Linked DNA regions of Homo sapiens: regions 1, 3, 4, 5 and 6 are each linked to region 2. A link is an interaction called in ENCODE POLR2A ChIA-PET data of the cell type or tissue named here. Cell type or tissue: MCF 10A. All regions are shown on one strand. Region 1 holds the start of LOC124901317 (a long non-coding RNA gene). Region 2 overlaps TRERF1 (transcriptional regulating factor 1). Region 3 overlaps TRERF1 (transcriptional regulating factor 1). Region 4 overlaps TRERF1 (transcriptional regulating factor 1). Region 5 overlaps TRERF1 (transcriptional regulating factor 1). Region 6 has its middle 32 kb from the start of UBR2.

Region 1 (4,000 bases), 140 kb before region 2:
TCGCCCAGGCTGGAGTGCAGTGGCACAATCTTGGCTCACTGCAAGCTCTGCTTCCCAGGTTCACGCCATTCTCCTGCCTCAGCCTCCCGAGTAGCTGGGACTACAGGCGCCCGCCACCACACCTGGCTAATTTTTTGTATATTTTTTTAGTAGAGATGGGGTTTCACCGTGTTAGCCAGGTTTGTCTCGATCTCCTGACCTTGTGATCCACCTGCCTCAGCCTCCCAAAGTGCTGGGATTACAGGCGCGAGCCACCGCACCTGGCCCAGTCATTTAGGATTTTTACTCACCAATTTTTGTTGGCATTTGTTTCCATCAATTGCTTTTGCCAATGGCTAATAGTTGTACTCTTCCATAGTTGAGTTTACACACCTATATGGTCTGCAAATAACTGAGTGTTAATTAGCATTAATTGAGTGTGGCTATTCTCTACACACATTCCAGTCTGCTCCTTTTGGGTTCAGTCTGTCCACAAGTGCTACATGAGGAGTCTCTTAGAGTTGTAGCTTGTGCTGCTCCCTATTGGAGGGAATAACCCCATGCTTATTGAGGGCTGATCCTTGACTAGGAGGCGCCATTACAAAAAGAAACAGGATCAGGCTGGGCACAATGGCTCATGCCTGTAATCCTAGCACTTTGGGAAGCTGAGGCAGGTGGATCACTTGAGGTCAGGAGTTCAAGACCAGCCTGGCCAACATGGTGAAACCACGTCTCTATGGAAAATACACACACGCACAAAAATTAGATGTGTGGGGTGGTGCGTACCTGTAATCCCAGCTACTCGGGAGGCTGAGGCAGGAGAATAGCTTGAGCCCAGGAGATGGAGATTGCAGTGAGCTGAGATCATGCCACTGCACTCCAGCCTGGGTGACAGAGCAAGACTTCGTCTCAAAACAAACAAACAAAAAACTGCTCTGATCTGGAAAAAATAAATTCAATCAAAGATCTCTTAACTGATGTAGTAAATTTGTGTTTATGGTCATATTCAGTACTTCCCCGGCCTCCCTCCTCTTCCCCTTTATGATTTGATTCCCGGATAGTTTGTTCATAATTTATCTACCATTTAGTTAAAAAGAGTTTTCATTTTTACTTTCATCTTTCTGGTGAATTGTGAAATTATAAGTTCCTGTCCCAGTTTACTTAGTGGATTTTCATCAGATTGGTCACCATCATCATGTAGAACCTAAAAGGTAGAGGGAAATTTCATTTTAGACTCATATGTTTACTTGTTAGTTTAGACTCATTTGTTTACTTGTTAGTTTTCCCTTGTTTTCCCACTCTTTGTCCCAATCCTTCACTTGTATTTATCAAAGCAAAGTTCAAAATTCCTTATTTGTATTTATCAGATCCCTTCATAGGTAGCATCACCAGATGTACTTGGGGTTTTGGCAATTTATTGATGGGACTCTTACCTGTCCCCATTATTGTTACTCACTCTTTGGTCTGTCACCATGGAGTTATATGTTGGAAGCAATTAGGAGAGTAAATGGCTTGTGATAGAACAGTAGGCTTCCTCATGCATGTTCCTGAGTCAGTGAAAATCCTCAGCTATAAAGTGAGGAGTCAATGCCTCCACCCTCCTTTACTTGCTGCTTAGGAGATGGGCAAGTAGGAAGGGCCATTTTATATTCAGATTATAAACCCATTCTTGACAAATCAGATGCTAAGAAATCAGGAATGCTGTTTTTCTGTACATCTCCTTAGTGGTGGCTTTTACCGAATTCAGCATTAATTGTGACAACATAGTTTTGGCTCTGATGAGAGGGCAGCAGTGAAATATAACCTACCTTTAGGCCGGTGCCTCCAGGCACAGAAAAGGGTAGGGAAAGGATAAGCTCACAGGGCTGCTGTGAGTAGCACGTGCGTGGACTGCTAAATACGTTGGGTCCTCCCCCAGGCCAAGGCAGCATCCACTCCTCCACGGTCTCTCTGGTCATGTGACCACTTGTCTGCCTCTCTCATCTTATCAGAACATCTACAGCTTTGTTCCACGGGATTCTTCACTAGGGATCTGATGGCATCCACGTGAGGAACCAGGAGCTTAATTTTGTCCGCCAGTCAATGGAATCCACAGCCGGCAGCCAAGCCAGTGGCCTAAACATAAATCACTGCCTGCGAATTTGAATACAGGAAAGTCTTGTTTGCTCTCTAGAGCCCAGCTTCAAGTCATCGGTACTGCCTTTGGTTCTGCCCACTGGGAAGAAGCCCCTCATTCTCCTCTCCAAGTATCCCCCCCAGGCAGGGTATAAGGGGACCGCCACCGCTGGAGGTTTTAGAAGTGAGGGAGGCAAAGCCACCCACAAAACCGGCGGCAGCTCAGAGTCCACCGTGCTTCTCCGGCACCGATGCCGGGAGCCTGCAGGGGGCGCCCTTGCCCAGGCTGGCCTCCGCAGTGCCGGAGGAGGGACCAACCTCCGTGGGGCTGAGCTTTTCGATCTCTGGAGTTCCTCTTCAGCACTGGAGCTAGCTTTTGTTTGAACGTGACCGATTCCTGTTATACAGCTTGGGACCCCGAAGTACTTGATGTCCCTTGTCTTAGCTTCCATAAGCAGCTGGTAACTGACATTCAAAGGGAGCATCCTCAGGACTAGAAGCCACAGGCTAAGTCCTTCCCCTCCCTCAGGAATTCCCAGAAGGCTCCGGTCATCAGCAGTTAAGGAGACACACTTCATATTCTGATTGGTGATATGGACCCAGAGGAAGGGCAGCAGGCACTGTGGTCTGCAAGGCTTCGGAGGCAGTGGCTGGTTCGGACCGCATGCAAATTCTGATGCCCTTCTAATAATCTAATACCCAGATGTGGATCCAAGATGCCCATTAATATCTATGCCTGCTTTTTAGTGGTAGGGGGCTTGAAAAACAAAAGCCTCTATCTGGTCCAGGGTGAATTCCTCTAGCGGGCAGAGGCAGAGCCAAACTGCATCTTGGAGGGCGCCTGAATTTTCTCATGATTGATGGCACATCCCTTTCAGTCAAAAAAATCAAGGGAAGACAGAGCTTCAAGCACAGTTGTTTCTGAATTACCCCTAATTAATTTGTCATCGTTGTACAGAATAACTTCAGTATCTGAATTAGGCCACCTATTAAAATCCTGCTTTATCAGATTATGGCACATTGCCGGAGAATGGATATTTCACTTTGAAGGGAATTGCTGGCCTCGCCAAATGAAGGCTAGCTAAAAGTAGGGTTGTCAGATTTAGAAAATACGAATAGAGGGCACCCAGTGAAATTTGGGTTTAAGAGACATAACAAATAATTTTTTATTTAAGTGTGTTCCAAGTATTGCATGGGATGTACTTATACTAAAAATCAATTTGTTCTTTTTCTGAAATTCAAATTTAAGTGGGCATCCTGTATTTTATCTGGCAACCCTAACTGTAAAAAGAGAATTCAAACAATTTAAAAGACCTTAGACCTTCGGTACCATTGTAGAGAGATAATCACCATTAAGAGTTTGGGGTGTGTCTTTCCTTTTTTTGTTTTGTTTTTGAGATGGAGTTTCACTCTTGTTGCCCATGCTGAAGTGCAATGGTGCGATCTCGGCTCACTGCAACCTCTGCCTCCTGGGTTCAAGCGATTCTCCTACCTCAGCCTCCCGAGTAGCTGGGATTACAGGCATGCGCAACCATGCCCAGCTAATTTTATATTTTTAGTAGAGACAGGGTTTCACCATGTTGGCCAGGCTGGTCTCGAACTCCTGACCTCAGGTGATCCACCTGCCTCGGCCTCCCAAAGTTCTGGGATTACAGGCGTGAGCCACTATGCCCGGCTTGGGTATGTCTTTCCATAAACTATTCATGAATATACACAAATATTTATGTATGTTCAAATCCTGGTTCCTCCAATTGCTAGCTGAGTGACCTTGGAAGAGTTAACTAATCTCTCTGGATCTTAGTTTCTTCATCTGTAAAATGGGCATAATAATAGTATCTGTCTCATAGAGTGTTAATGGGGGTTAAATGAGTCTGGCATTTAGAAGGCACTGAATGATTGTCTGTTA
Region 2 (4,000 bases):
AGAGGCAGCATTTGTTGAGGAAGGTTCCAGAAGACATTAGGTAGATTTGAGCAGTCGTCTAGGATATACTGGACATACCCAGGTCTGTTAACTCATTGGAGCCCGATTGCAACCTGTGAGCTGAGGGAACTGGGGTGTGCAGGGACTGGGATGTGAGCTCCTTTCTGGGCTGACTTGGGTCCAGGACAGAGGCCTCTGCCTGCTCTGCCTGTGGTCCTTCCTCTGTACCAATGCCCTTTCAACAAGAGGAGTCATCGGCACTGGCCAGAGTTCATCTTCTTCCGTGGAGTGAGGAGAGGGGCAGAAGAGAAGAGGGTGAAGGGCAAGAAGATTCTGAGATGAAGAGGGAAGAGGAAGGTCAGGAACCAGGAAGGGGGTCTGACTGATTTTCGGGAAGCAGTTGATAGGATGTGGGACCTGGAGTTAGTCACCTGGGGCCAGGTCCCAGCTTTACAGCTGCCAGCCTCCATAACTGTGACCAAGTCAGCCAACTTTTCTGAGCCTCAGTTTCTCCCTCTGTAAAATGAGGATGACTAACTTACCTCCTAGGGATATGAGGAGGACTAACTGAGTTGTATCTGGAAAGTGCTTGGAACTTTCCAGGTCTTCCATACACACTAGCTGCTGCTCTTGTTATTTTTGTGATCACAAAGGATTCTTGCCCCTTGGAAATGACGGTGCTTCTGTGTCATGGGCTTTGTTGCATGGTGGGTCAGTAACACTTTCCCTGTACTCCACAGGGGCAGGTAGTTGCTTCCCCCTGCCTGCTTCTCTCTGTCTTGATCTTCTGCCCCTTCCCTATTTTTTTTTTATTTTTTTTAATTTTTTTAATTTTTTTTTTTTTGAGACAAGGTCTGGCTCTATCGCCCAGGATAGAATGCAATGGTGTGATCGCAACTCACTGCAACTGCCACCTCCCAGGCTCAAGCAGTCCTCCCACCTCAGCCTCCCAAGTAGCTGGGACTACAGATGTGCATCACCATGCCTGGCTAATTTTTGTATTTGTTTGAGAGACAAGGTTTCATCATGTTGGCCAGGCTAGTCTTGAACTCCTGACCTCGGGTGATCTGCCTACCTCGGCCTCCCAAAATGCTGGGATTACAGGTGTGAGCCACCGCACCAGACCCGTCTATTTTCAGTTTGAAGCAGCACCTTCTGTGTGCCAGGCATTTTGCTTTGTAATTGAACGTACATCATCTAATTTAAATCCTCCCAATAACTCTTCTGGGTGGGGCTAATCATTCTTGTTTTTCAGATAAGGAAATGGAGGCCTAGAGAGTCCCACAGGAGGAGATTCAAATTCTGTCTCCATCCCTGAGCACACATCAGTATAACCTTGTGTGCTGGGGCCTCGCATCTTAAGGCTGTGTGAACCAAATTCCCTCCCTTCCTTGTAAGTGACCTCACTGGAACACAGCTGGGATGGTCCTTAACTGCTGCCTTTTCCCTTCCCAATTGTAAGACTTTGAGTCAGAGTACTTAACCCTTAATGCCTCACTTTTCTGTCTATAAAGTGGCAGTGATAACAGCACCTAGTTTGGTAGGGTTACCGTGAAGATTAAATAATACCCAGAGTTCTGGAGCACAGCTGTAAGTGGTGGTTGCTGTTACACTGGTCTGCAACTTTGAACCCTATCCAGCCCCCTGAGAAACTGACCTATCTGCTGACTGTAGCCTGGGGGTGGGTATATTAGCTTTGACTAAATATGTAAAACTTTTAGTGACCCTTCAATCTCCCTGTCCCACCCTTAGGCAAGAGGAATTCTCTTAGTCCTGCAAATGAGAACTGTTCTCTTTTGATGAACACAAAGAAAACCCAAAGTGAGAGTTTCCTAGTAAGAGAAAGCAGCAGCCCTGAGGTATTAGCTCCTTAGGGCCTTGGATTCTGCACTTGCTTAGCTCTGATAGGAAGCAGGAATCGGCACAGAGAGCGGTTAGACGGTAGGATCAAGAGGCAGGAGGAGAGTATCCTGCTGGGGTGAGAGGATAAGGAAATGAGGTTGGGTGGGGCTCCTGACAGGGTTAAGGCCTGTGAATCACCAGAGGCCCTCAGGCTGGGTGCAGTGGGCTGGAGGTAGCTTTTCTGAAAGCCGTGCTTCTTGGAGTCAGCATTGGCTTCACATTCAAGACGGCTGGATTGGGGTGGGGGTAGGGGAGAAAAGGGGGAGTCTTAGAGGAATGAAAATGCATCACGTGGCCACAGCAAGAATCCAGAGAGGAAATGATTAGAATTGTGCTATGGAGTGAAAAAGTAGGACTAGAATGGAGAGATAATTTTGTAGTTCCCTGGATGTGGAGGTGTGCAGGGGAGTCTACGGTGACCCCCAGCTTTTAGCATGTTACTGGATGCTTGGTGGCACCATTGACAAAGATGAGGAGGAACCCAAGAGAAATAAGGTGAAAGATGTTGAGCTGAGATTACCTTTTGACATGTTGAGCTTGAGAAACCCATGGGAACTACAGTTAGAGGCATCTGCTCAGAAGAATGTCCTGGCTGGAGTCGGGCACCATCTGCAAACAGATTCTAGTACTTGAGTCTAGTACTCAAGACTCCCAGGCACAGCATGTTCCCTCTTGCAGGTGGGGTGGGGTCAGGCAGAGTGGTGAGTGGCCGGAGAGGCACCCACGGAGTGCCCCATACATGCCTGGCACCAAGTTGGGAGCTAGGTTCTCTGCAAGCGGGCTCTGTGGCAAGGCCTGGGGGGGGTCTCATGGAATTTCAAGTCTGTCAGTGCGGATGAGCCCAGCAAGAAGAATGTGGGCAGGGAAAGCATGGACAGTGGACAATGAAGCCCTGGAGGACACTAACAGCTCTAGGACTGGAGACCATAGATTTGAAGGATATAAGCTCCGGTTACAAAATGCGCTCTGGAATGTATCCCATTCTGCTGCTTACAATCTGCCCCACACCTGCAGGGTGGAGTACAAACTCCTTAACACAATGTGCACAGCCTGCCTGGACCTTGCCTTGTCTTAGCTTTCTAGGGCTGCTGAAACAAAGTACTACATACCGGATGACTCAAAGCAACAGAAATGTCTGCTCTTGCAGTTCTGGAAATTTGAAATCAAGGTATTGGCAAGGTTGGTTCCGTCCAGGGGTTCTGAGGGAGAAACTGCTCCGTGCCTCTCTCCTGGCTCCTGGTGGCTGCTGGCGATCCTGGGTGTTTCTTGGCTTGTAGCAACATCACTGCAATCCCTGTCTCCATTGTCACGTGGCATTCTCCGTGAGTGTGTGTGTATGTGTGTGTCGCTATTTTCTCTTTTTATAAATAAGGGCATCAGTCATTGGATTAGGTGAGCTTAAGATGAGTATAACCTCATCTTAACTAACTATGTCTGCAAAGACCCTATTTCCAAATAAAATCACATTCTAAGATTCCAGGTGGCCGTGAATTTTTGGGAGACAACCTAGCACCAGCCTCGTTTTTACCTGCTTTTTTGGGCCTTATTTCCCTCCCACTTTCATGGCCTTTTTTGGGGAAGATGTCCAGAATCTACCCCAGCTGAGGTTTGCTGTCTCTGTCTCGTGAGCCGCTCCCTCTCTGTGAGCACCCCAGTACTTTCTTTTTTGCACCCCAATACTTTCTTTATTGTCCCTGTCCTAACTAGGCTCCAGCTTCCTCAGAACAGGGACTGGACCTCGCTCCTCTCTCTTTGTCAGCAACTTGGTGGCTGAGAGCCTCACCTTCAGGGTGCCACAGAAGCGGGTGTGAGTCCAGGCTCCCCACTTAATTAATGTGCGACCCTGGGTGACTTCCCTGACCTCTCCTAGCGTCAGTTTTCTCATCTGTAAGATGGATCTATTAAATGAGAAAAGGTATGTAAAGCAGCTAGTCCGGACTTAGAATCTCCATGAGGGCAGCATTCGATCTTGTTTTGCTCACCTTTGTGTATCTGGCACTTAGCATGGTGTCTGATGTAGTAGGTGCTCCGTTAATATTTGTTGAATAAGTGACCACATGGGGAGACTTAGCTTGATAAGAAATGACTTTATAAGAAT
Region 3 (4,000 bases), 110 kb after region 2:
TCAGTGCTTGGTCAGTGGTGGTTCATATAACTATGACTGAGAACAGACCACTTCAAGGCCAGTGTTCTTGTTGGTGATGCTTTTAAATTGACAAAGCCAGTTTATAAAATGAGATTAAAATGGAGGCAGAAATCTAATGTAAATGTGGGAATCCCAGCCTCTTTATGATGTTCTTTGAACTGGGGTGTTTTTAAAAATAATCTGAGGGAAGATAGAACGCACTGGTCTGGCCAGTGTTTGTGGAAGATGTAAACCAGGGGTTCTGAAAATGGGGCCTAGACCTCCACACTCCATATCTTGGCCCTCCCGCTGAGCTGTGCCCTGTGTCCTGGTGCCGTGGTGGGGCTGGGGCTGCGTGGACTCACTGTGGAGGTTTCCCTTGCAGGGCCCCCAGATCAAGGGATGGCATTACTGCTCTGAGGACACATTTTCAGCAGTGATGGGGCTGGGGGAGAAGGGTCGTGAATGTCCTTTAGCTCTATTCTTATAGCTGGCATGAGACTTCACTTTTCACGCCCTCTTGTAATAAATGGCTTTATATTACACCTAGACATGTGTCGTTTCCTGATTTGATATCTATCAGGCAACAAGTCTTTTTTTCAAAGCCTGCTATTTATAGTGACTCTGGGCTTTGTATAGTGGGCAAGTACTATAAAAGAATGCATAAAGTTGCTGTGAATCTAAAACTACTCTAAAATTAAAGTCTATTCATCACAAGAGGACTTTGTAACCAAAAAAAATGCATAAAGTCTAAAACATCTTCATAAGATTGTTAGGTACTCAGAGTGGATATCCAAGAGGGAAAAACACGATGCCCTTCAATGGTCAGGGAGGGCTTCCTGGATGAGGCTGGATGATGATTTGAGCTGGTCTTATGGGGCAGCCAAGGTGAGGCTGCTGGAGAAGGAGCCTCATGCATCCTGGGTGTAGAAGTGGTAGGAACTGGGGTTTAGAAAGCCCCACAGATGGCCTTTGTGGTCCCTCTTGGAGCACCATCTCCCATTATCAAAAGCCCTCAGAAGTCCTGCGGCTAACATTTGACACCAGATTTCCCAAGTGTGTTTGACCACTCATAGCTGATGAACATGGAGGTCTTGAATGGGTTTCCACATGGCTTCTGTCTCTCTGACTAATGCTTCAGCTCATCTGGGCTACCACCTCACTTCTGTAAAACAGGGATTGGCAACTTTAAAAGTTCAGCCTCTTGGGAGCACCAAAAAATTATTTGAAGTTCACCTCTTATCTTTTTCCAGGCATTGCTCAAATATTTAGAAGGGTGAAGGTTTCTAGGGGGACTAAGCAGGGACATTGTTAGAGTTAGGGAGGGGGCTTCTTTGTTATCCCAGTCTCCCAAGATGATTGGACATTTCCAGCCCAGCCGAGTGGCCAAGCCTGTTTGCATGGAGTTAAATGCCCAGCCCCACCCCACCCCTTGTTCCCACCAGCAAACCTCAAAGTCTATTAACAGCCTCTGTCCTGATCATGATTCATCCTTCCTGCCCCTTCTGTATTCTGGTTACTCAGAGCCGTGAGCCAAGGTTGATTACTAATGCCATCCAACTGACCTTGCCCATGGAGAGCTTACCTGGTAGATTAAACATTCTTCATCAGATGACACCTCAGGTTGGGTTCTGTTTGTCAGCTAGCTCTGTACATTGCAACAATGGATTGTCCTAGATGCAGACGGAGACCCTTTTCAGGACCAGGAAGTCAGGGGACACATTATCTGAGGAGTTTGGGGTGCCAGGGTTATTGCGGGTATAGAGACAGGAGGTGCCCCAGGCCAAGAGCTCCTGTGCTTAAAGAGCCACATAAAAGTGGTGGAAATATGCTCTACATCAAATCTTCACGTGCTGCCCTGGAGATTGGCCGTTGGCTCCTTCTCACCATTGGTGGAACCTTTCTAAAAACATTTCATTATATTATTATACCAGTCATAGCCATTATTCTATTTTTTTTAATTGCAACATTAAGGCCGGGCGCGGTGGCTCATGCCTGTAATCCTAGCACTTTGGGAGGCTGAGGCGAGCGGATCATGAGACCGGGAGTTCGAGACCAGCCTGGCCAATATGGTGAAACCCTGTCTCTACTAAAATACAAAAAAAAATTAGCCGGGCGTGGTGGCGCACGCCTGTAATCCCAGCTACTCAGGAAGCTGAGGCAGAATTGCTTGAACCCAGGAAGCGGAGGTTGCAGTGAGCTGAGATTGCACCACTGCACTCCAGCCCAGGAGACAGAGCGAGACTCCGTCTCAAAAAAAAAAAAAAAAAAATTACATTATAGCTAGAGCTACCCCTACTTCTTACCCCTAATTCCTACCCCTACTCACTCTCTTCTCTTTTCCAAAAGATGGCAGAACTGAGACTGCAATCCAGACATCCTGACTTCTAGCATTGTTTCCCCAAAGGGCTCAGATCCTTAGGGATCAGGTGTCATTGGTGGGAAACCCTAGTATCTCAATATCCTGATATCCTGGCCCAAGATTGTTCAGTGTCCTGGGACAGGCCAGGCAGGGTCTCAGGGGATTCGTCCAACAGAGGCTTGGAGCTCCTCAGGTCCAACTTTATTCTGCAGAAGGTGAGTCTGAGGTGCAAGGAGGGGAAGTCATTTGCCCAACCAGGTCACAGGGCACATCTCTCTTTCTGTTTGGTCCGGGTTATCTTTATATTGGGTTTGCATTTCCTGAATACACAGCAACAGGGTGGGGGGTGGGTGGAGGACAGGGGAAGTGGGCTTAAAAGAACCCCATCTGAAAATGTTTAGATTTCCTGTGACTGTCCCGTGAAGAGGGAGATAATCTGTGTTCACGGAACTAAGAGGAGAGGGAGAGACTTGGTTCAGGTCCAGGAGGCCAAGAGTGGAGAGAAAAAGGAGGACAACATGAGAGCTATTCAGAGAAAGCTGTGACATTTTTATGGATGAAATAGAAACAAATAGGAGTTTGTTTCTTTGCACTTCAGTGATGTCTTCTTGTTTGTATTTTTGGACAACACTCAAGCCATGTGGAGGCTCTGGCCTCGTTCTAGTAGCAGTGGTTTGTGGTCTTTGGAGGCTCTTTGGCCTGGGACCGGGCGCCTTTGGTTCTCATCTCCCTTGAGTTGGCTTCTACCAGGATGTGTGATCCTTTGGAACTCTCTCTTCCTCCCTCGGAGCTTCCATAGCTTATCTCAAGGTGGAAATAAAACCTCCTGCTGGGCCTGCCTCACAGAGAAATAATGGGTATGAGAGTGTCCCCCACAAACTGTCAGGGTTAGATTGGCCTCGTTTTTTCTTTTTCCACGTCTGTGAGGCTGGCATGAGCTCTGAGGGAGTCAGGAGCTTCCACCAGGGAAGGCCCATGTGCCCATCAGATCAGGTGGCACATGTGGCCACAGAGGCCACTCCAGACCCGATTTCCTGGGACAGCCCTTCCAGGCAGTGTGTCCCCAGTTCCTTAAAGGGGGATGTCATTTAAGCAGGAAAGGCTGTAACTAAAAGTAAGGAAATGGTATATACGGACAGAGTTACTACCAATTTTCTGGAATTGGAGAGCTGGGTACCCTCTTGAAACAGAAAACGAAGTAGAATATCACTTTATCTGGTATCATAGAGGAACTGAAATGACTCCAGCTAACAGGGCCCACCCCTTCTAACTTTTTTAGGTGGTGATACCAGGTAAAGTGATATTCTACTGGATACAATTAAGCTTTAGATTGCCACTAAATAATTGCGTCTCATTTCCTCTTCGGGGGTCTTGAACTGCTTGAGAGCCATATCCCAGAAAGTAGAAAACCACCTTCGTTACCAGTAACACCAAATTAGAGAACTCAGCCTGACCCGTGGCCACACCAATTCCCTCTTTTGCACCCCTTGAATTGCACTGACCAGTGTAGACTTGTAGGCCTCTCTCTCTCGGACTTCCTGCAAGGATGAGCCAGTCATGTGCATGTTTGCATTCTGTTTCCTGCTGTCAGTGAACAATTCTACTGAACGAACTATGGCCTTTCCTTGATGTCTCTGG
Region 4 (4,000 bases), 65 kb after region 2:
AGAGCGGGGTTCAAACCTAGAGCTTTCTGTCTGTCAGTCCTCTTGTTTCTTCCACTCCTTGCTCCGCTGGTAAGTGATTTGAGGTCATGAAAACCCTGCACCCAAATCTGGAAGGATGTGGGGGGAATCCAGGCTGTGTTCTCCACTGTACACGGGGGACTGTTTTGGAACCCAGGAAGAAATGATGGGCCCTTGGCCCCTTAGAACTGGCAGGGTCCTTGGAGTAACTAGTTCTAAACAATTTCCCAGCACCCATAGGCATGAAGATCACCCCTTAAAATCCAATCAGCTAGGGGTGTTATGGAGGAAGGAGAAACTTCCTCCATCAGAGAAAGTTCTAGAAAGAAATTGATCATTTCAGAAGAATCCTCTGAGAATGTTAATTTACTGCGATCTGAGAAGAGTTTTCTTTTTTGCCGCTGGGTGCGGTGGCACACGTCTGTAGTCGCAGCTACTCAGGAGGCTGAGGTGGGAGGATCGCTTGAGCCTAGGAGTTCAAAGTTGCAGTGAGTTATGATTGCACCACTGCACTCCAGCCTGAGTGACAGAGCAAGACTCTGTCTCAAAATAAATAAATAAAATAAATTGAGGAGTTTTCTTTTTTGCCCATATTTATCACTCAGGAAAGGTGACCTTTCTGAAGCTTCTTATGTGGTGTGTGAAGAAGAAACAAAGCTAATACGGGGGGAAAATGCTACTTTTAAAAGAATAAATAGATTAATCTATGGGCTGATAAGTAGACGTTGAACATGGCAGCAATATTCATGTTTTGACAAATTGCACATTGCCACCAGAAAGAACCCTCAACCGTCTGTGAATGGGCCTGGTGAACCCTCATCCCTCTCTCTGCCTGCCCTCCCTCCAAGGTAGTCTTGGGGGTACTTAACACATCCCTTAAAGCTGTCACTCCACACTCCTTATGAGCTAGAGCAGTAATGGGGTGGTGTGTCTGAGTCACAAAAAAAATGTGAATCATTCTTGAAATGAGGGAGCCCTGAAAATATGAGTAATTTCTGTAGCAGGTACAGGTAAGAAATGGTTGTTTGGTTGTGACTGGCAACTGCTATGCAATTTCTGATTTTGACTTGATTGCTGTTGTTTTGAGGATAGGACAAGACTTAGCCCTGGGGTGGGTGCAGGGTGGAAAGACGTGGTGCCATTTGGACACAGTTCTTGCCTTTGAGCACTTCATACCCTAAAAGAGGTCAAGACATGTTGATGGTCGCAGAAAACATGTTGGTTTGAATATGTATTAAGTAGTAAACTGAAAGATAGAAATCTTATTCAGCATTAAAATAGACTTTTCTTAATCACGTATCTGATTAAATTCTGGTGGCTCCAGGGCTCAGCCACAGGTAGTGTCCAGATTCTCTCAGTCTACCTGGGAAAGAGCACTGGGCTAATTCATACATTGTGTTTCTGTTTACACATCTGTTCTCAGGAGAGCTACTTGTTCAGGGCCTGTTGTCTTTGTTGATCTGTCAGTCTGCATGGGTTTGGCTGAGGCTTGATACCTGCTATGAAATTCAAGGTTTGTTAAATAGAAACATAAACACACTTGTGAAATATCCTTATGTGCTTTTATTAGCTCAGAAAAGTAATCCAAGAAGTAAAGAAACAACATAATAGAATTTGCTTATTGTTTTTTGCAGCTTTGGGTACAATTCGTAGCTATTGAGTTTCCTGGGTTCAGAAGTAGTTGCTGCCTGAGGACTGATTGGACATTAAGACTTGATGTTTCAAAAGTGGGTTGGTTTTCCGACCCTGCTATTATATTGTGAGTTGGGGACGGAGGAGATGAATAGGAAAAGATGAAGGAAAAAAGGAGCAGAGGGTGGTACAAAAACTGATGGAAACAGTAAATAGGCAAGGAGGTGAAGCAGATGGAAGGAGAGACGTGGAGGACAGGAAAGACCATAGGCATGCTTTTGGCTGTAAGTAGCAGAAAAACAAAGGAATGGTGATGGAGAAACACATTTTCTCATAAACCAGAAGTTTGGATAGAGGCAGTGGTTATCTGGTATTGACCTGCAGTTCAGCAGTGACCTCAAGGATAGATAAGAGTTTTCAGTCTTTCCGCTTTGCCCTTCTTCGTGTTTTGGCTTTTCGGCCGAGTGCTGCTGCTTTCGTCAGTCCTGGCAGTAGCATGTGTTCACCCCTAGTTGCAAGAAAGGCTGGGAAAAAGATGATTTAGCTTTTCCAGCCTCTCTAGTGGAGGTGGGCAGGAGAGGTTAGGGATTACTGGTGGGTTAGTCAGCCAACTGTCTGGCACAGACCAATTGTGAAAAAAATATAAAGATAAACAAATATACATTGAGTCACCACCACAAAAAGCTCACGTTCCTGAGAAGTTCCTGAGTGTGGGCAGTGCAGAGAGTCCCATGTGGGAACCCTGGTATTATGGTGCGGAAGGACCTCTGGTAGGTCCCATTCTAGCCACATGGTTGATTACTACCAAGATCTGGATGCAGGATGGCAGGCTGGGTGCAGGGAGAGCCGTCATAAATCCTGAAGGACTCCTAGGAATGGTGTGTGAGGAAGGGAGGTGGCAGAGGGAGCACCACGTGAGTCTACCTTTGATCTGGTTTCCAGCTCATAATTCTCAGAAGTAACACTGCTGCTTTCCAGAGGTGAACAGGAGAGTGCTTGTTAATTTCTTTAAAAATTCCATTCTAATGAGCATATGCATTTAATTTAGTACTCACTTTCTGGCAGTAGTTCTTAGAGCCTGACACTTCTTTAGCACCATTTTGAATTTCATACCTCTGTGCACATGCGTGTGTGCGGGCGTGCATCCCCCTACCCACGTCCCGTGACCCAGGTCTCCTTTTCTTCTCTCTGCCTCAGAAGAATCCCAGTCTTGTTCAGAAGACCGGTTGCCCATTTCCCTACCCCCAAGTTTCTTCCTTCCCTCTCTCCTGTGCCTGAGCCATATGGTGACCCTCCTTTCCCCATGGTGCCCAGCAGAGGCCAGCTCTGACACGTGGCTAGTGCTGCTTTTGGTCGTTTGGTATTGTTTTGGGTCCTGCCACTTCCTCACAGCAGTGAGCCAGGTGCCTTTGATCAGAAAAATGTAAGCCAGCTGATTTCAATGTAACTCCTCTGGAGCAGGACTTCCTAGACCTTCACGTGCCCACAATCACCTGGGGGCTCTTGTTAAAATCCAGACTCTGTTTCAGGAGGTCCAGGGTAGGGCCTGAGACTCCGCATCCCTAACATGCACCTAGGTGCTGCTGCTGCTGTTGCTGGTCCAGGTAGCAAGGGTCTCAACCCTCAACCCTGGGGATCTTTTAATAAATATCAATGTTTGGACCTTATCCTAGATCAGTTGCCTCAGAATCTCTGGTTGATGGGGCCTGGGCATCAGCCTGTGAAAGCTCATCGGGAGGTTTTCATATGCCAAGGTTGAGAACCATTGATCTGCGGCTTTCCCACCTCCATGCCTTTGCTTATGCTATCCCTCCTGCTTAAGCTCCTCCCCTGCTTCCCCATTAGAAGGCTGTGTGTCCTTCAAGGCTCTGCTCAGAGGCCATGTCTCCTTGAAGCCATCTTGATGCCCACTGTTGATATCACTTCCCCTCCACTGAGCTCTCACATTACGCGTGCCTGTCTGTGGCTCATTTTGCCTCCGGATAGTGGTTTGAGCGTGGCTGCCTCTCCCAGTAGACTTGGTGGGCCTTGAGGATGGGGATCACACCTGCTCATCTGCAGGCGGGGACTCAATAAATAGGAGCAGAGCAGATTGTTCCTGAACCCAGAGAAAAACCGCAGGGGCCTCAGACCTGCTCCAGCTAACCTCCTTGAGGATCAGGAGCGGTATTAGAACTTGAGCCTGGCTTTTCCAAGAGTAAAAGACCAAGTGGAAAAAGATGCTTCAGCTGTTGAAGAAGATGAAGGGTATTACAGTTCCTGCTCCCTGGCCCTCGGGCTGCACACAGCTGGTCCAGCCCCACTCTGAGAGGGGTCTTCTGGCCCCTACCCATTGTCCTTCCCTGACCAG
Region 5 (4,000 bases), 130 kb after region 2:
ACAAAGCACCAGACAGTGGGAATCTCAGGTGAGGGGGAATTTCACTTCCAACTTTATTCCATAACACTGAATTCTTAGAAGCATTTATGAATTAAAACATACTGTTTTTCTTCATCGTGGCATGCTGTGATTTGGAACAAGTTTGGAACCAGGTCCTCCTGACAGACTTTCTCTGCAGCTCCCATGGACTTGCCTCTCAAGGACATCTTCCTAATTGGCTTCCAGGCCTCCTCCCTCACTCCTTCCTTTCCCCGCCCTCAGCAGCCTCCTAAGGGCCCCGAGAGCCTACACAGGGTGCCATGAGGGTGAGGCTCCCCCTGGACCCTTGAATGAGGAGCCTCACTCATCTGCCTGGGAAGGCTGGCCTCCCATAGCACCATGAAGAACAGGGGAGATGTCGTCAGGCACGGCCAAGTGGCTGGGCTGAACCCCGAGGGCTGCAGGGCATAGAGGCTTCTTCCTGGCTGCCCTGGGTCAGTGCCTCCTGAGCACTCACTCACACTGTCAGGGGAGGCATGAGCTGAGTCCCGGAGACGAGCAAGTGAGCAAGCGAGCCAGGGCTCCCCCTGCCCTCCCTCAGAGCACGAACTTGCTGGGAGATGGGTACCTGAGTGAGGCTCACCATCCCCCAGGGCTTCTAGAAGGAGGCCAGAACCGGATCCTCGGAGGCCTGGAGGAGGGAGCGACTCAGGAAGTCCTGCTGGAAGGCCTCCAGCCCTAGTTGCCAGAGGTCCCCTCGGGTTTGTTTGTTGACTCCCAGAATTCCCCAAAAGACCTTAGAAGTCTGAGCAAAAGGGACTGTGGCTTGTCCGAGCCCCCTTATCTTAAAAGCGAAAAGCTTGGGACCGTGGCATTGCCCAGTATGTAGCTCGGTGTCGCCGCCGGTATTTACAGAATGCTCCCCGTGGCACCGACGTCATAACCTGGGATACCCTGGGCTTCTACACAGGCTTTTTGTCTGAAACGCAGGCAGGAGACCCAGAGGGGACCCACGACAACCCAAACACAAGAACACTATTGCACGGTTATTTTACATACTGACTTTGTACATCACTGACTTTGTTACTGTGTGAGCTGTTTTCCAGAAAAAAAGGGGAGTGGTTGTCCCTTAAGATGATCGCTTCTTCTCTGGGGCCCTGGGTGACCCTTTGGTTTTTTATACAGCTTGATGTCTTGGAAGGCCACACACCAAAGTCACACAGCTGATCTGCTCGGGAGTATAGCTCACACACACACAGGCCTGGAGAGTCTGTGGGTCTGGTGCCATCTCAATGTGCATGGCCAGGATGTGGTGACAGCGCCAGCCACCACCCTCCCTGTCGTCCCTTGCAGAGGAAGTTGGTCTGTGCTGCCCACCTGCCGGAGGCTGTTCTGGCCGCTTGGCCCCATGACGCTAGGTGTGGAGCTTGAGTGATAGCAACAGAGCCTGCAGGTGCTTGACTTGTGCTTTCTTCTATTAATAATTCACTCTGAGGCTGTAGGTGGGGCCAAGGGGGTCAGATCTCCCTGCCAGCCCACTTCCCCTCTATCTTTATTCCCACTTTCGCTGGGGCCTCATCAGAGCAGCCGGAGGGAAATCTCCTCCCATTCTCCCAGCCCTGCCCTGCCCTGCCCAGGACAGCTGCAGGGCCAGGGATCCTTTGTTTGGCTGAAGTCCCAGGTGCTGATTCAGAAGGCCCCACGCCCCAAGTTCTTGGGGGCAGGAGTGGAGGATCCTTCCTGTGGGCCCTGGGCCCAGACCCCCTCCAGCCAGGTGCCCTGCAGAGACCTTCCCGGAGTCCCCCACAGCAAGGGTCTGCCTACTGCACCTCCTGGGCCCTGGCTGGAGTGACCTCATCCTTCTGTGAGGCCCAAGCCCTATATTGTGGCTCCCACCCTGTGAGGCCTGGGGTCACCAGTTGTTCTTCTCTGCCTTCCCCTTGTGACATTCCTTGGGGTCCTTTGGAAGCCTCCTCCTCCCCAGATTGCAATCTTAAAGACACAGTTTTGTCCCCTAGCAGCCCTGGCATAGAAGGTCCTCAGTGCGAGTTGGTATAAAAGACTGTAAAGGATGACAGGACACAGATGCTGGTCTGAGCTATGAGGCCTCAGTTAATGTGACTGTAAACCTCATGAGGCCAGGGGCCCTCATGACCTCTCATCTCTCCTGGCACAAAGCAGGTCTTCAATCTGATTGATGATTGATTCTGAAATTCTCTTAGCAGCTCCTCCTTAGGGGACACATGTGATCATGAAAGCATTTGGGTCACTCAGGGAATCACGTGTGGATTGTTTTGATGCTCCTGTGTCCCATCTTCTTTCTGCAGACCTTTCAGCTGGATCATCTGTCAACCTCACCGCCACCAGGTGATGGGGGATGGTATCAACTGTGGGTTGGGAGGAAGCTTCCTGGGGAGCCAGGCAAGCTGGAGTGGTCCTCATCCCTGGCATGCCCCACTCAGAGCCTGTTGCACCTTTCCCTTTAGGCTGAAAGGTGCGGTAAGTGTGGTTGTAAGTTTCCCACAGGATCTCTGTATTTGCATCTGCTACTTTCTCCTTGGAACCATAGGCTGTAGCTGACTTTATCAGTACCGATGTGAAGTTTGTTAATCCCAGGTAACTATGTTGGAGTTTGTTCCATTCTAGTCTCCCAGAGCAGTTTGTCATACAGGAAGTGCTCAGCCACATCAGTTACATCAATTTAACATCGCCTCCCCTCCCTAGCTTCTGTGTGTCATAAAAGGAGAGGTGGAGACCACATTGGTCTCTACACTGCGTGCATTTGCCCCCTAAACAGTCGTCAGATCTATGCAGTCAATACCAACTGGATCCAGAACCCTGAATTTTGTCTCTACAAGTCAGGTTAAGATGAGGCAGAGATTGTATGGATTTTATTCAGCCTCTCTCTCTAGAAAAACTTCGCTTCAATTATCTGGATGTAGAGAAAGCCATGACTGAAGTCCAGAGAGGGCAAATGACTTGCCCAGGGTCACATGGAGTCAGTAGAACCAAAGCCCAGGGCTCCTGTCTTCTATTGCAGTCTTCTTCTTCTTCTTCTTCTTCTTCTTCTTCTTCTTCTTCTTCTTCTTCTTCTTCTTCTTCTTCTTCTTCCTTCTTCCTTCTTCCTTCTTCCTTCTTCCTTCTTCTTCCTTCTTCCTTCTTTCTTCTTCTTATTTATTTATTTATTTATTTTGAGATAGGGCTAGCATGCAGTGGTATAATCACCACTCACTGCAGCCTCAACTTCCTAGGCTCAGGTGATTCTCCCATCTCAGCCTCCCAAGTAGCTGGGACTACAGGCGCACGCCACTACACCCAGCTAATTGTTTGTAGAAATGGGGTCTCACTATGTTGCCTAGAGTTATCTTAAATTCTTGGGTTCAAGTGATCTGTGGGCCTTGGCCTCCCAAAGTGCTGGGATTAGAGGCATGAGCCACCACTCTCAGCTTTTTCCAATGCTCTTCTAACTACCCCATATTCACAGAGCCAAAGCCCATGTTCCTAATCTCCCTACAATCCTAGCCATGTCAGGACTGCTGCGGGACAAACCTGTATCTTTAAGCTCACAATCTGAGGGAGGATGAGGCTTCAAAAAGACCCCAAAGAATGTCACAAGGAGAAGCAGAAAAGGGCAACTGGCAACCCCAGGCCTCACAGGGTGGGAGCCACAATATGAGACTCAAGCCACACAGGAAGGAGAGGTCATCCCAGCCAGGGCCCTGGAGGTGGAGCAGGCAGAACCCTGCTGTTGGATACTTAGGGAAGGTAGTATGAAACAAATGTGTCCAGGAATATATCAGCAAGGCCCACTCAGACCATGGCTGCCTCCTCCAGGAATTTACCCTAGACTCCTGCAGCTCCCACTTCTCTCCCCATGTCCTTAGTTTCCATACTGCTCCATGACAGCTAGGAAGAGAGAGAAGTGGCATATGGTAGTCACAGGGGGGAGACGATGTTAAAGTCCCTGGTAAAGAACTACAGCCAGCCCAGAGGAAAGATGGCAGTGACAGTGACAACCAAA
Region 6 (4,000 bases), 130 kb before region 2:
CCCTGACCTGGTACATCTCCTCCACTTGAGAAAGAAGGAACTGAGCATTGCTGAGAGTGTACTAATTACCCAGCAGTGTAATAGGTGTTTCTTCCTTTTTTTTTTTTTTTGAGACAGAGTCTCTGTCGTCCAGGCTGGAGTGCATTGACTCAATCTTGGCTCATTGCAACCTCTGCCTCTGTCGGGTTCAAGTGATTCTCCTGCCTCCCCCTCCTGAGTAACTGGGACTACAAGCGCTCACCACCATGCCCAACTAATTTTTGTATTTTTAGTAGAGATGGGGTTTCACCATGTTGGCTAGGCTGGTCTCGATCTCCTAACCTCAAATTATCTGCCCGCCTTGGCCTCCCAAAGTGCTGGGATTATAAGTGTGAGCCACTGCACCTGGCCTATAATAGGTGTTTCATGGATCCTTATGAACTGTGAGTGTAAAATACACACCAGATATCAAAAAGACTTACTATAAAAAAGAAACATAAAATAGTTCATAATGCTTCATATTAAATACACATTGAAACATATTGTTTTGGATATATTTGGGTTAAATTAAATATATTGTTAAAATGTATTTCACTCGTCTCTTTATCTTTTTAAATTTGACTACTAGAAAATTTAAAATTTCATCTGTAGCTCACATTTGTGGTTCATACTTTATTTCTAGATGGTCAGTGGCAACTAGAGTAGCAGACACATGGGGATTACTTACGCTGGTTGTTCATTTTTTTTTGGACCCCTCCTAAGAGCAGAGAAAGAGGTGAGAGAGGAAGTAACTTCTCCCAAGCCTGTCTGATTGAGGATTGGATGGAAAACAGGTTAAAATGAATTTGAGGACATATCCCTGCCCATTTTCTTTCCTTTAACTTTTATTTTACTTTTTTTTTTTTGAGACGGAGTCTCGCTCTGTTGCCCAGGCTGGAGTGCAGTGGCGCGATCTCGGCTCACTGCAAGCTCCACCTCCCGGGTTCACGCCATTCTCCTGCCTCAGCCTCCCGAGTAGCTGGGACTACAGACGCCCGCCCCCACGCCTGGCTAATTTTTTAAAAATATATATTTTTAGTAGAGACGGGGTTTCACCGTGTTAGCCAGGATGGTCTCAATCTCCTGACCTCGTGATCCGCCCTCCTCGGCCTCTCAAAGTGTTGGGATTACAGGCGTGAGCCACCACGCCCGGCCTAAATTTTATTTAACTTTTTAACTTTTTTTTTTTTGAGGCGGGTTAATGAGACTGCCTAATTTTTGCATTTTTTGTAGAGACGGTTTTGCCATGTTGCCCAGGCTGGTCTCAGGCGATCCACCTGCCTCGATCCCCCAAAGTGCTGGGATTACAGGTGTGAGCCACTGAGCCCAGCTGATGACCATTTTCTTTAGCCTAGTGGTTCTCAGCCTCAGCTGACCACTAGCATCTCCTGGGGAGCTTTTAAAAATCTGATCCTCAGGCACACTACTGTCCAGTTAAATCAGAATCTCTGGAGAATCTCTGTTTTTCAGGTTACTGAGGCTCAGGCAAGATTGAGTCTCAGTATCCTGAAAAAGAGTGAATCACTGCTTTAGCCAGATTTGTAATCCTTCCCTGGGAGCAAACTGTAGGTATCTGGAAAACAAAGCTAGCAACATTTAGAAAGCAGTAGTCTGTGAAGATTTTGAAGGATATTACTTGGGTCATTATAAATGTTCTTTCAAAAAAAAAATTGAGGTTACTTTATTTCCCTTTTGTGAATTAACCCTGAAAGAACAATGTTAGTTTTCTAACAGGGTTAGAGAACTAATCTTGGAAGTTCATCCTGTTGGCCACTAGGGGGACTGGATAAAACATTTGTGGAAGGACAAGCCTGTGTCCTTGGAGAAATTGCCTCCAGTGGAGGTAAGTTGGCACTGTCATCTTAGTGGACAAAAGACCAGCATGTATTACTACTTTTTAATTTTTATGTGAGTTAAATCCTATAAGCTCCCCCAAAGGACCTGACTTTGCCCCTAGGAATGAAAATTGATATAATCCTTCTGGAGAAAGCAACGTAATTACAGAAAATATTTATTGAGCGCTCACTCTAGGTTGGATACTGTGCTAAGTGCTTCACGAACATTATCTTATTTAATTCCTCACAAAAATCCTATGCAGCAGGCACAATTGCCTGTATTTTCAGATGAAAAACAAGGACAGCAGCCAGGCGTGGTAGCTCATGACTGTAATCCCAGCACTTTGCGAGGCCAAGGTGAGAGGACTGCTTGAGGCCAGGAGTTTGAGACCAGCCTGGCCAACATAGAGAGACCCCTGTCTCTACAAAGAATACAAAAATTTAGCTGGCATGGTTGTGCATGCCTGTAGTCCCAGCTACTCAGGAGGCTGAGGTAGGAGGATCGCTTGAGCCCAGGAGGTCAGCCCAGGAGGTCAAGGCTGCAGTGAGCCATGATCGTGCCAGTGCACTCCAGCCTTGGTGACGGATCCACACCCTGTCTCAACAAAACAAAACAACACAACAACAACAACAAAACCAAACAAGGGCTGGAAGGATAAAAGAAGATACCCATGGCTACAGAGCTGGAAAATAAAGCATTTGAGCCTAGGCAATCGGTCCCCTAGAACCTCACTCTTAACCTCTAAATAGACTTTCACCTAAGGCTTATAGTTCTTGGACTTTACTCAAGGAAATGATCAGACAACTGCACAATTCAGAACAAAACTGGACCTAGAAAAACCCCTATTCTTATAGGAGACTAGTCAAATAAATTATTATGCAGCCATGAAATGAAATAATATGCAACAGCTAAGAGTGCTGATATAGAAGATTTTATTGAAATGGAAAAATCTTCATGAAGTATTAAGTTAAAAAAGCAAGTTAGAAAACATATTCAGTATGATATCCAGAAAGCAAAAGTTGGCAGATACGTGTATGTGGGAAGGAACACTAAAATATTTAACAGTGGTTATATTTAAGTGGAATCTCAGAAATTTTAACTTTCATCTTTACATTTGCCTTTATTTGCTAATTTTTCCATAATGTATCTTTTGGGCAGTAATTTTTTTAAAAGCAATGCAAACTAAGATATTTCAGGATATGAAAGAACAATGCCTGATTAAAGGAAGTGGAAGGAGTAAATGGGAACTAGTTCTTGAGATTGTCCTGGGCACTAAATTTAGCTCTAAAACTCTGGCAACCAAGAGAAAAAGATAAACATATTGGCTGTACAACTTTCACGTTATTTTATTTAGTGTTTTAGGAGAGGGTCTCTTAGATGGTTTTCCCCATTTCTAATTGTTCACTCTTGTGAATTTCAGAATGTGGGACCCTAGACAGTTGTTCCACACGTGTCCCAATTCTGTGTTACCAACTGCATTTCACTCGATTGAACCTATGTTCAACACTAGAGATAGTGCCAGGTGAGAGACTGAGTGCTAAACCATCTCTTCCTTGCAACAGCACTCTGATTCCTACCTCCCGCTCATCCCCCATCTTGAATTCCATCTCATACAAATCCTTCTGTTGCTTGAGTCTAGTTCAGGCACCTCCATTAAGGTCATTGGTTCAAACCAACCTTCCCCTTTGGTGAGCCTATTGCAACATGAGTCCTCATAGAACAATTCAGTGTGGACACATTCCCTCATTTCATAAGCAATGTTTCTACTATTAGACTGGAAACACCTCATAAACACAAACCTCTCCTATGTATAGGGTTCTCTCCTATGTATAGAACCCTAGAATCAGCATTTTAGAGTTTAAAAGGGAGACCTGACCACTAGGGTGATCAATGCATCCTGGTTTGCCCAGGACTTTCCCACTTTTAGCACTAAAGTTTCGGCATCCAGAAAAGCCTCTTAATCCTGGCAAGATGGCAGGACACTTTATGGGTACTCACTAGATGTTTCTCGATTGGTGGGACTGTTTTATCTGGTAAAATCCCTACTGGGCACGTTCCTATTTTTAGCTATGTGTTAACAAAATAATAACCCTGTGCATTAACATGACTCTCTCCAGTGCAGTGGTATTTTTTTTTTTTTGAGATG

The links. ChIA-PET counts read pairs that join two places held together with the same protein. Peaks named below come from ENCODE experiments on the same cell type or tissue, not always from the same donor. Only the 100,000 strongest peaks of a DNase experiment are listed, where the experiment ranks them.
Region 1: POLR2A ChIA-PET joins it to region 2 with 34 read pairs; 6 of 35 experiments call an interaction of 5 or more read pairs at or near these places.
Region 3: POLR2A ChIA-PET joins it to region 2 with 11 read pairs; 7 of 35 experiments call an interaction of 5 or more read pairs at or near these places.
Region 4: POLR2A ChIA-PET joins it to region 2 with 38 read pairs; 4 of 35 experiments call an interaction of 5 or more read pairs at or near these places.
Region 5: POLR2A ChIA-PET joins it to region 2 with 29 read pairs; 9 of 35 experiments call an interaction of 5 or more read pairs at or near these places.
Region 6: POLR2A ChIA-PET joins it to region 2 with 15 read pairs; 6 of 35 experiments call an interaction of 5 or more read pairs at or near these places.

What each region holds. Positions count from the first base shown.
Region 1 is chr6:42,546,127-42,550,126 of GRCh38, reverse strand. LOC124901317 (a long non-coding RNA gene) reads right to left here and starts at 3,102. Exons shown (of 2, transcript XR_007059578.1): 1 at 1,788-3,102; 2 at 955-1,183. RefSeq lists an enhancer at 2,055-2,234. In MCF 10A, a CTCF peak has its summit at 2,365 (motif pointing right); a DNase peak (open chromatin) is centred at 2,416.
Region 2 is chr6:42,402,639-42,406,638 of GRCh38, reverse strand. The region is part of intron 2 of TRERF1 (transcriptional regulating factor 1); the gene reads left to right. Among named protein-coding and RNA genes, the nearest start is that of TRERF1, 47 kb to the left of the region's middle. In MCF 10A, a CTCF peak has its summit at 3,130; DNase peaks (open chromatin) are centred at 2,018 and 2,938.
Region 3 is chr6:42,292,453-42,296,452 of GRCh38, reverse strand. All of the region lies in intron 4 of TRERF1 (transcriptional regulating factor 1), which reads left to right. Among named protein-coding and RNA genes, the nearest start is that of MRPS10, 77 kb to the right of the region's middle. In MCF 10A, no CTCF peak of the experiment used is centred here; a DNase peak (open chromatin) is centred at 1,512.
Region 4 is chr6:42,337,183-42,341,182 of GRCh38, reverse strand. All of the region lies in intron 3 of TRERF1 (transcriptional regulating factor 1), which reads left to right. Among named protein-coding and RNA genes, the nearest start is that of TRERF1, 110 kb to the left of the region's middle. In MCF 10A, no CTCF peak of the experiment used is centred here; a DNase peak (open chromatin) is centred at 2,292.
Region 5 is chr6:42,276,996-42,280,995 of GRCh38, reverse strand. The region is part of intron 4 of TRERF1 (transcriptional regulating factor 1); the gene reads left to right. Among named protein-coding and RNA genes, the nearest start is that of MRPS10, 61 kb to the right of the region's middle. RefSeq lists an enhancer at 1,057-1,569. In MCF 10A, no CTCF peak of the experiment used is centred here; DNase peaks (open chromatin) are centred at 605 and 1,615.
Region 6 is chr6:42,530,049-42,534,048 of GRCh38, reverse strand. No RefSeq gene overlaps it. Among named protein-coding and RNA genes, the nearest start is that of UBR2, 32 kb to the left of the region's middle. In MCF 10A, a CTCF peak has its summit at 1,806 (motif pointing right); a DNase peak (open chromatin) is centred at 1,818.